2 separate regions of the Homo sapiens genome follow, and region 1 is linked to region 2. Evidence: chromatin contacts called from ENCODE Hi-C data. All regions are on one chromosome and are shown on one strand. The core of a region is the stretch at or near the end of the contact, and the rest is flanking DNA. Distances in the headings are between cores, read along the strand shown. Region 1 overlaps INPP4A (inositol polyphosphate-4-phosphatase type I A). Region 2 has its middle 18 kb from the start of DUSP2.

Region 1 (4,236 bases), core at 512-3,011, 2.3 Mb after region 2:
TTCTCTATATAAAATGATTATATCACATTGAGCCTCAGTAACAGATTAATGGGGAAGGAAGGATTTATTATGTTTCCAAGTGATCCAATGTGAGCAAGCAGGCTTTGTACCAGGGGAGAATTCTAAGTGCTTGTCCTCCCTGTGGAATTGTGTTTTGCAGAATCCCAGGAAGACAGGGAGGCTGTGACAGCCTGTAAATGTGATGCTCAGCTGGCCTTGAGTGTCAGCTAGCTTGCTGGTCTTCAGGGTGCTCCCTGTCCACGCACCACCTCTGGCTGGGCTTTCCGTTCTCTAGTGAAAGGTTTTCTCAGCAGCACCTTTGCCTCTCCTTCTCCCTTCATTACGAGTTTGCCATGTTGGAGTTGGATTGTTTGATGTCTTGTCCTGGCTTAACAACTCAACACTGTGTACTTTAAAAGCTCCAAGTTTAGGCTCACACCTGTAATCCCAGTTTTTTGGGAAGCTGCAGTGGGAGGATCACTTGAGGCAAGGAGTTTGAGACCAGTTTAGTTGACAGAGTAAGATCCTGTCTTTAAAATAAATATAATTTTTTAAACTTGAAATTTAAGCAGAAGCCACGTTAAAGTGGCACAGCAGGTGATGTGAGGGACCCTGTTGGGCCACCTTGCTGTAAAATGTTTTCTGTATCCTGCTTTTTTCCTCTTTGCCTTTACACCTGTGGTTCCCACATTATTGGGCTGAGACTCTGGAGATCTGGGTAAAATCCCATCCTAGAGGGACAGCAGGTTAAATCACTTTTCCTATCTTGGCCAGCTGTGGTTTAGCTTATTGGCACCAGTCAGAGCAGGGCCTCAAGGGATGTTAGGATTGGTTGCACCTGGTTCAGAATATGGGGCCCTGCAAGGAGGGCAGTCTGAAGAAGAGTGGGATTAAAAACGAAAGCAGCCAACAGAAAGGTGGGCACCTAGAGGCAGGTGCAACTGGCTGTCCTGGAAAGCAGAGAGGGGCAGCTGTGGGCCTCTGTGCAATGGCCCCTCCACTTGTCACACCTGCCAGAATGGAGGTGTCTCCCCAGTGGGCCTGTCACAGGGAGGCCAGCGACCAGCCAGTCAGTGCTGACAGTAGGCAAGTGTGGTTGACATCCAGGGATGAGCCTCTGAGCAACCCTGGGATGTGATGCAAAAAGATATATGTGTCCTCTTGCATTTAAGAGAAATGCAAAGCTTTTGATCTAAGCTTACACTTGAAAAAATTATACTTACATTGCTTTTTTGAAAATAAGTGAAAGCATAATAGAGGTTGAACATCCCTGATCTGAAAATCCAAAATTTGAAGTACTTCCAAACCTGACACTTTTTTAGCACTGACATGACCTTCAGAGGAAATGCTTATTGGAGCATTTTGGATTTCAGATTTTTGGATTAGGTGTGCTGAATCTGTACGTATATAATGCAAATATTTCAAAATCTTAAAAAAATTCCAAACCCTAACCACTTCTGGTGTCAAGTATTTCAGATAAGGGATACTCAACCTGTGCTAATAATGATTTTGGCATGTACTCTATAATAATAAAATGTTTATTAGGCAGTCCTTTATGTGAAAAATGATAGGAATAACAATACAGTGAATCGCAACTCAGCTTTAGACATTTTCATGACCAATACACTTGAAACTACATATGCCTTCCCACCTTCTCTCTAGGTTACCATTACCCCAAATTTGCTTTTCATTTTTTCCATTCATCGAATTCTTTGTGTTTTGTGACCCAGTCAGTCCTACTAGTTTTCGTGCTAGGAGACAGGAAGCAAGCATTGCTTAGTTTCACTCTTGTGATGCTTGTGGTCAGAAACAGGTATTTCTTGAAACTGGGCTTGTGGCTGCAGGGCTGCCCCAGGCGGGGCAGAGATGGTCAAGTGCAAGGTGGGGCTGCTGTGGGGCCAAGTCCTGATGGATCATGTTCCCCCCCGGTCTTGTCTTTCTAATGTCTTGCTGCATGTGGGATCTGTCGCCACTGCCAGTGGGAAGGGCAGGCTAGTCTGTGTCCATCTTTGTTGCAGAGTTGGCTTCCTTCAGGCAGGTTCATCCTACACTGAATGTCCCTGTGGTCCATGCCTCAAAACACCTCATCATTAGTATTACTTCTGAGCCCTGCCTAAACATAGCAGCGTGGACCAGCTCTCAGTCCTTTCTCTTCCTGTCCCTACCCCACCTTCCTGTTGGCTACTCTGCTCCCATGGATGGTTGAGAGGGAGACCCTCTTCTGTGTGGCTAGCCAAGGTTGCACATTGGCTGCACCCAACAGATGGACTGCATCTGTAGTCAGTCTAGTGAAGTCCGGTCTTCCTCTCCACCCTCTTGCCTGAGCCTCCACCTTTGCATAAAGAAGCTCCTGCACCCCCATCCCTCCTTGCAGATGCCCCTGCCCACACCCCATCTCTTCACATAACTGAAAGATGGCTGGTTCTCCCAGAAGAGCCAGAGGCCTCTAAATGGAGTGAGGTCCTTTCTCTGCATGTCCTGTCTCTCTCCAGAGGTGGGCTTGGAATCTCTTTCGCTTTGACCGGTGACTACCATCCCCTCCACTCCTGTCCCTCCCCTGCATCACTCCATGTTACCCCTGGCCCCAGAGGTCTCTGAGGTCCCATCACCTTCTGATGACTCTGTCTGCAGGGATGAGTCTGTTGTTACTGAGCCGCTAGCCTTCAGCTTCCTCTCCCATGGTCATTCCCGAGGCTGCCCACTCCCCCTAGTTGCCCACAAGCCTTATGAACTCCCATCTCCGTTCCTCCTGTGTGGCCTGTTCTGGTTCCCTCTCCTCCCTGTCAGGCTCACTGTATCTTTGTTTCCCATGATCCTGCAGTCAGGGAAGACCAAGCCCCAGTTACTTTCCTGATGAGCTCAAAGTCCAGAATGCAGTCACGTGACTGGGGTGGGAAGCCATGCACAGGGCCCTGAGAGGGTGTGAGGGATTCGAGGCAGCCTGTGGAAGGAGAGCCCTTCCAGCTGAGATGAATTCAGCCCCAGAGAGGCACTAAACAACCTAAGGATGGTACAGTTCCCCAGTTATTAAAATTTTGCATACTTACTATAAAGGGTTTAGTAAAACATAGTCTAGAGGAAGAAAACCAGAAAAGCATGATGTGTCCATCTCCCAGTGCTTAACATTTTTATACGTGTTCTTTTCCTCTCTCCCACTCCGCGTGAGTGCTTCTATGTCTTTATATTGGTAGATCTTACTTAGAATCTGACTTTTTCGCTTGTCAAGTTGTCATAAAACTGATTTCCATTTCAAATGTCTATATGGTATTCACATATGACGGAGCCATTATTTACCATTTCCCTGACAGGCTTGTAGGCTGCTATTTAATCTTTCAATTTATGGTATAAAATCCTTTATAGTACAGGTAATGCTGCAGTGAGCATCCTTGTCTGAGATCCCACCGAGAGTAGTGGCTTCAGTCTTCCAATCAGTGGCTTTTCTCTCACTTGGCTGGCCTCTTGAAGCGAACAGAGTGTGTGTGTGTCCTGGTAGCTGAGTAAACTCCAGCTCCGCACATCTGCTTGGCGGGGCGGTTGGGATCTAAATGAGTGTGACCTCAGCTTTTGTGGTAGTGGAGACCATCCTGATCATGCAGGGTCCTTGCTGCTTGCAGGCCCGTGGCTGCTGAAGAGCTGAAGAAATGTTACTTCTTTGTAAGAAACATTTTAGACTGAAATAAAAACCTGTTATAATCATGCGGTCTGGTTGCAGCGTGAAATATGTTCACAGTCTAAGATTCAGGTGAAAAGGCAGGATGCCAAATCTTGTGTACTTGCTGATCTTATCTGTGTAGAATATCCAAGTCAGAACTGATTTTAGTTAAGGTATCTGTGGGGGGTGGGGTTTCCCTCTCTATATTTTCCAAGCCTGCAGTAAGAGAACTATGGCAATCATCTTTCTTTTTAACATATCCAGCTTACTGCCCTAGGTTGGCCACAGTCAGATTTCTTGAAAGCCCCTAGGGCTGGGCGCAGGTGTCTGGTTGTCCCTCCGAGACTCAGGGCTCACTCTCGCTTCGGGAACACTAATGCAACTCTTCTGGTGGTGAGAACCCAGCTGAGAGTTCCTTTATTTTGTTGATTTCAGGGTGTAGGTATTTAAATATTTGAAAGTATTTTGATTTTTAAATGAGATGTGTGGGAACTTTTTTGATTCATCACCCTTGGAATGGTTACAGAGTTTTGTTTTTATAATACAAAACTTTCTTGAGGTGAATCTGTGACTGAGAAAATAGA
Region 2 (4,448 bases), core at 1,600-4,099:
CAAGTCCTTTGCAGCAACACGGATGGAGGTGGAGGCCATCATCCTAAGCAAATTAATGCAGGAATAGATAACCAAATACCGCAAGTTCTCACTTATAAGTGGGAGCTAAACGTTGAGCACACATGGAGCCTACTTGAGGTGGACGAGGAGGGTGAGGGTCGAAAAACTACCTGTCTAGTACTATCCTTATTACTGGGGTGACGAAAAAATCTGTACACCAAACCCCCATAACGTGCAATTTACCCATGTCACAAGCTTGCACACATACCCTCTGAACCTAAAATAAAAGTTGGAGAGAAAAAAAACAAAATAAACTTAAAATTTTTTAAAAGTTTCTGTATGCTCAAACTCACCACAAACAAAAGTAAAGGGTGAGTGACAAACATGGAGAAAATACTTAGAAACAGGCTGGGCGCGGTGGCTCATGCCTCTAATCCCAGCACTTTGGGAGGCCAAGACAGGCGGATCACCTGAGGTCAGGAGTTCAAGACCAGCCTGACCAACATGGCGAAACCTCGTCTCTTCTTAAAAAATACAAAAATTAGCCAGATGTGGTTGCACGTGCCTGTAATCCCAGCTACTCGGGAGGCTGAGGCAGGAGAATTGCTTGAACCCAGGTGGCAGAGGTTGCAGTGAGCCGAGATTGTGCCACTGCACTCCAGCCTGGGCAACAAAAGCAAAACTCCATCTCAAAAAAAAAAAAAGAAAGAAAGAAAATATTTGAAAGCAAGTGACAGATAAAATATTATTCATTCATTCATTCATCCAGCAGTTAATTGGAGGGTGCCTATTAGGCACCAGGCATTGTCTCAGGTACTGGAAACCTTCACATGGACAAATGACAAAATCTCTGCCCTCTTGGTTCTTACATTGTAATGGGGTGGGGAGGACAAGCAATAAAGAAATAAACACATCGTACGTCAGATGGTGGTTATGGAGAAAAGCCCAACAGGAAAAGAGGACAGAGAGTGTGAAGAAAGTGAGTAAAGATGTGAGGCCTCCAAAAACAAATAAGAAAAAGTCAAACAACACAACAGGAAAGGGGCAAAGAATAACAACACAGAATTCACAGACCAAGAAATGCAAATCTCCAGTAATCCACAAAAGCCATGCTCTACCCACTGAAACAAGGCAGCGCGATGATCCACCCATCAGGTTGGCAAACATTCAAATACTGGGAAGGGTGGTGAATGAGTGAACTTGTGCTCTTTTGGTGGGAGTGTAAGTTGGTTGATAACGTGTGTTTAAAGAAAGCAATTTGACAGAACCTATCCAAATGTTTAAAGCACATGCTCTTCAACCCTGCAACCTCTCTTCTGGGTGAAGAAACTTGTCCAAAGATTTCCAAGGCAGCATTGTCTGTATTGGGAGGAAAAATGGAATACAAAGTTTTTACACTTCTATCAAGTATCTGTAAAAACAAATAATGAGGTAAATCTACACACACTGATCTAGAACAAGCTTCAAGATACAGTGAAGACAAGTGAGTTGCAAAATAAGTTCGTATAGTATGATCCCATTTCAATAAAAACAAAAAAGAGAAAGCTGTACATTCTTGTTTGTTTTTTGGTTTGTTTTGTTTCAGTTTTTTTTTTTTTTTCTTTTTTAGACAGCTCTGTCACCCAGGCTAGAGGGCAGTGGTGCGATCACAGCTCACTGCAGCCTCAACCTCCCGGACACAAGCCATCCTCCCACCTCAACCTCCTGGGTAACTGGGACCACAGGCGCACATCACCACACCCGGCTAATTTTTTGTATTTTTGGTAGAGATGGAGTTTCACCGTGTTGCCCAGGCTGGTCTCGTGGGCTCAAGCAATCTGTCTCGACCTCCCAAAGTGCTGGGATTACAGGCGTGAGCCACCGCACCCGGCCTACATTCTACATGAACATAAATGTGTATGAAAAGCTCTAGGACAAAAAGTCTGGTTACAAATCAAGGAAAAAGCGTTGAACCACCAGAAGGGGATGGTGACTCAGTGAGCCTCGTGGCACCCCTCAGTTGGGGCTGCTGGGGAAGTGGGGGGACAAGCCTTCCACTAAGTGAGACTTGACTGTGGTCTGGACTGTGAAGGAGGACCCCGAGGCTGGCTGAAGGTGTGGGGGAGCCATGGACCTGACAAGGAAAGAGAATGATGGGCCAGAGGGGAGGCTGCAGACCTCAGAGAGGAGGGATCTCAGGAAAAGCCCTGAGCAGGCCAAGGGGGGCAGGCTCAGGCTAGGTGGGCACAAAGGCCCCGGTGACATTGACCACACCACTCAGGCCGGGGGTTTCCTCTGCGCCCTGTGCTGGCCGACCTGCCCGGAATGGCTTCACCCACCCCTCCCCTGCCCATCCTTGAGACCCCTCAGGTTTCGCTTCCTCCAGGAAGGCTTCCCAGATCCCCAGGCTGAATCAAGGGCTTCTCCCAGAGCCTCCCAGAGCTTGGGCTCGCCTCTGGCCTTCACAGGCCTCATCAAGGCACCCACCCAATACTGGTGCCTCCCTGAAGCCAGCGAGTGGGCCTTGGCGGGTTCGCTTTCCCCACACCTGGCTCAGGCCTGGCCTGCAGTGTTGGCTGATGGACAGCTGGTGAGCTATTTACCCTGTTTCTCCATTGGTGGCCTTGGGTAGGTACCAGGCCTCCCTGGGGGAGCCGGGAGCCCTTATTAAGGTTTGATCCCCATCTCTCTGAAAGGCAACATCCTGTCCTTCTCTTGCCCACCATCCCAGTGCAGGGGTCAGATTCTGCCCTGGCCAACAGCCAGGCCAAATGGGGGAGGCCTGTCTCCAAGCAGGATGTAAGGGCTCCCACGCAGCCCAGGGTCTTTTTCCGTGGCTCAGAACATGCTGTACCAGGTGGCCGCCTCTGCTGGGTGTCACCTTGCTTCTCACAGCCCCCTCTCTGCTCACATCCTGTTTCCACCCCTCCAACACTGCTGGGCCCCGCGCCCCCAGCCTCCGCCCCCAGCTGCTGGGTTTTCACGTGGCCTTTCCTGGGTTGCTGTAGGGGCACAGGCCTCTTATTTTTAGCTCCTTGGGGGCTGAAGGAATTTACATCTGAGTCTGCTCTCCTGAAGAGACAGACGGTTTCAAATGTGTCTAATGTGGTCTCCCGGGCAGCCTCAGCCTAGGCCAGCACTAAGGCAGAGGGGAAGGAGTGAGACGGCCAGCCCAGCATCCGGAGGCACACCATGTGGCCTCAGGCAGGGCCCGCAAGCCAGCTGAGCCCCACTTTCCTCAGCTACTAAGTGGGAACCCTGGGGAGGTGACCCCACTGCTGTGAGCCAGGAATAAGGATGCCCATGGGATGGGCAGGGAGGCCCTGGAGATGCCCATGTCAGGGGAAGGAGCCCTCACTCTGGGCCGGAGCCTCACCTACCACACCACCCTGCACAAGTCTATCACACATTTGTTATTTTCCCTAATTATCCCAGAAATCCCCCAACACTAGGAAATTTGGAACACACAGAAAAGATGGCAGAAGACAGAAATGCGTTGCTCATAACCCATCACAGTTCCTATGTGGAGCTGCCCCTCTCTGAGCCCTTTGCAATGCCCTCAGAACGAAAGGCAGGAGGGGAGGTCCCTTACTGAAAACAAAAGCCTACTGTTAGCCCAATAGGGCCTGGCAGGGAGCCCCAGGCAGTGTCCACCAGCCCTCCTCAGGCAGCATCAAGGGACCCAAGCCCCTCTCCCCCTTCCCTTCCTCCTTCCCGGCTGATCCCAGCAGCCCTTCCCTGGTGGCGGCGCTCCCAGAGCCCTGCAGTTTTTCCCCTCCCGAGGTGGGTCCAGGGATGGGCTGTAAGGCCGGGCCTGCCCCCAGGAGACCGGAGACCGCAGCACACATCCTGCAGTGAATATGACTGGTAGTCGCTGGTCCCAACCTCCTCCCTACCAGACGCAGAGGCTTACCCTACACAGACCTCTCACACTTGGCAGAGCCATGTGACTTACTCCAGCCAATGAAACACCACCTCCAGACTCAGGCAATAAAAAGCCCTGTGCGATTTTCCCACTTGCTCATCCTCTGCCATGTCGATGGAGGAGATCTTGAGTTCTCCAGGCACCGCAGCTGCATGACAGCCAGTCGGCCGCATCCGAAGGGCTCTGCCCACTTTTCGACTGGTGAAAACCCACTCCCTGTGGCCCTGTTCCACCACACCCCCAACTTCCATCCTATTTTCCAGTCTATTAAATGGTGGTGGCCACCCCACCACCACCTAGGTCCTGAGTTTCTCCTCAACCTTCAGACAGTTAGTGACATGTACGCTGTTCACTCCACTCCCATGGACCCTATTTATAATTTCATAAATAAAATAAACTATTATGAAATTATATTTTGGCATATACAAGGAATTTTTACAAATCAAGAAGAAAACCAGGGGAACTACAGGAAAAATATCAACATAAAAATGGATATAGTCGACCGGACGTAGTGGCTTATGCTTGTAATCCCAGCACTTTGGGA

The links. A loop is a pair of places that touch in the nucleus more often than their neighbours do. Pooled maps may share reads with other maps.
Region 1: a loop to region 2 is called in a map with no recorded cell type, with 10 times the contacts of the local background. The contact joins two enhancer-like sites. A Hi-C loop is called at or near these places in 5 of 37 single-sample maps with no recorded cell type and 2 of 50 pooled maps.

What each region holds. Positions count from the first base shown.
Region 1 is chr2:98,481,575-98,485,810 of GRCh38, forward strand. All of the region lies in intron 1 of INPP4A (inositol polyphosphate-4-phosphatase type I A), which reads left to right. Among named protein-coding and RNA genes, the nearest start is that of INPP4A, 39 kb to the left of the region's middle. RefSeq lists an enhancer at 1,655-1,774. Within about 2 kb of position 1,762, at least 9 of the 41 ENCODE cell types and tissues checked have a DNase peak (open chromatin) inside an H3K27ac peak, as active enhancers do.
Region 2 is chr2:96,161,047-96,165,494 of GRCh38, forward strand. No RefSeq gene overlaps it. Among named protein-coding and RNA genes, the nearest start is that of DUSP2, 18 kb to the left of the region's middle. RefSeq lists enhancers at 2,552-2,831, 3,712-3,761, 4,022-4,101. Within about 2 kb of position 2,850, at least 10 of the 41 ENCODE cell types and tissues checked have a DNase peak (open chromatin) inside an H3K27ac peak, as active enhancers do.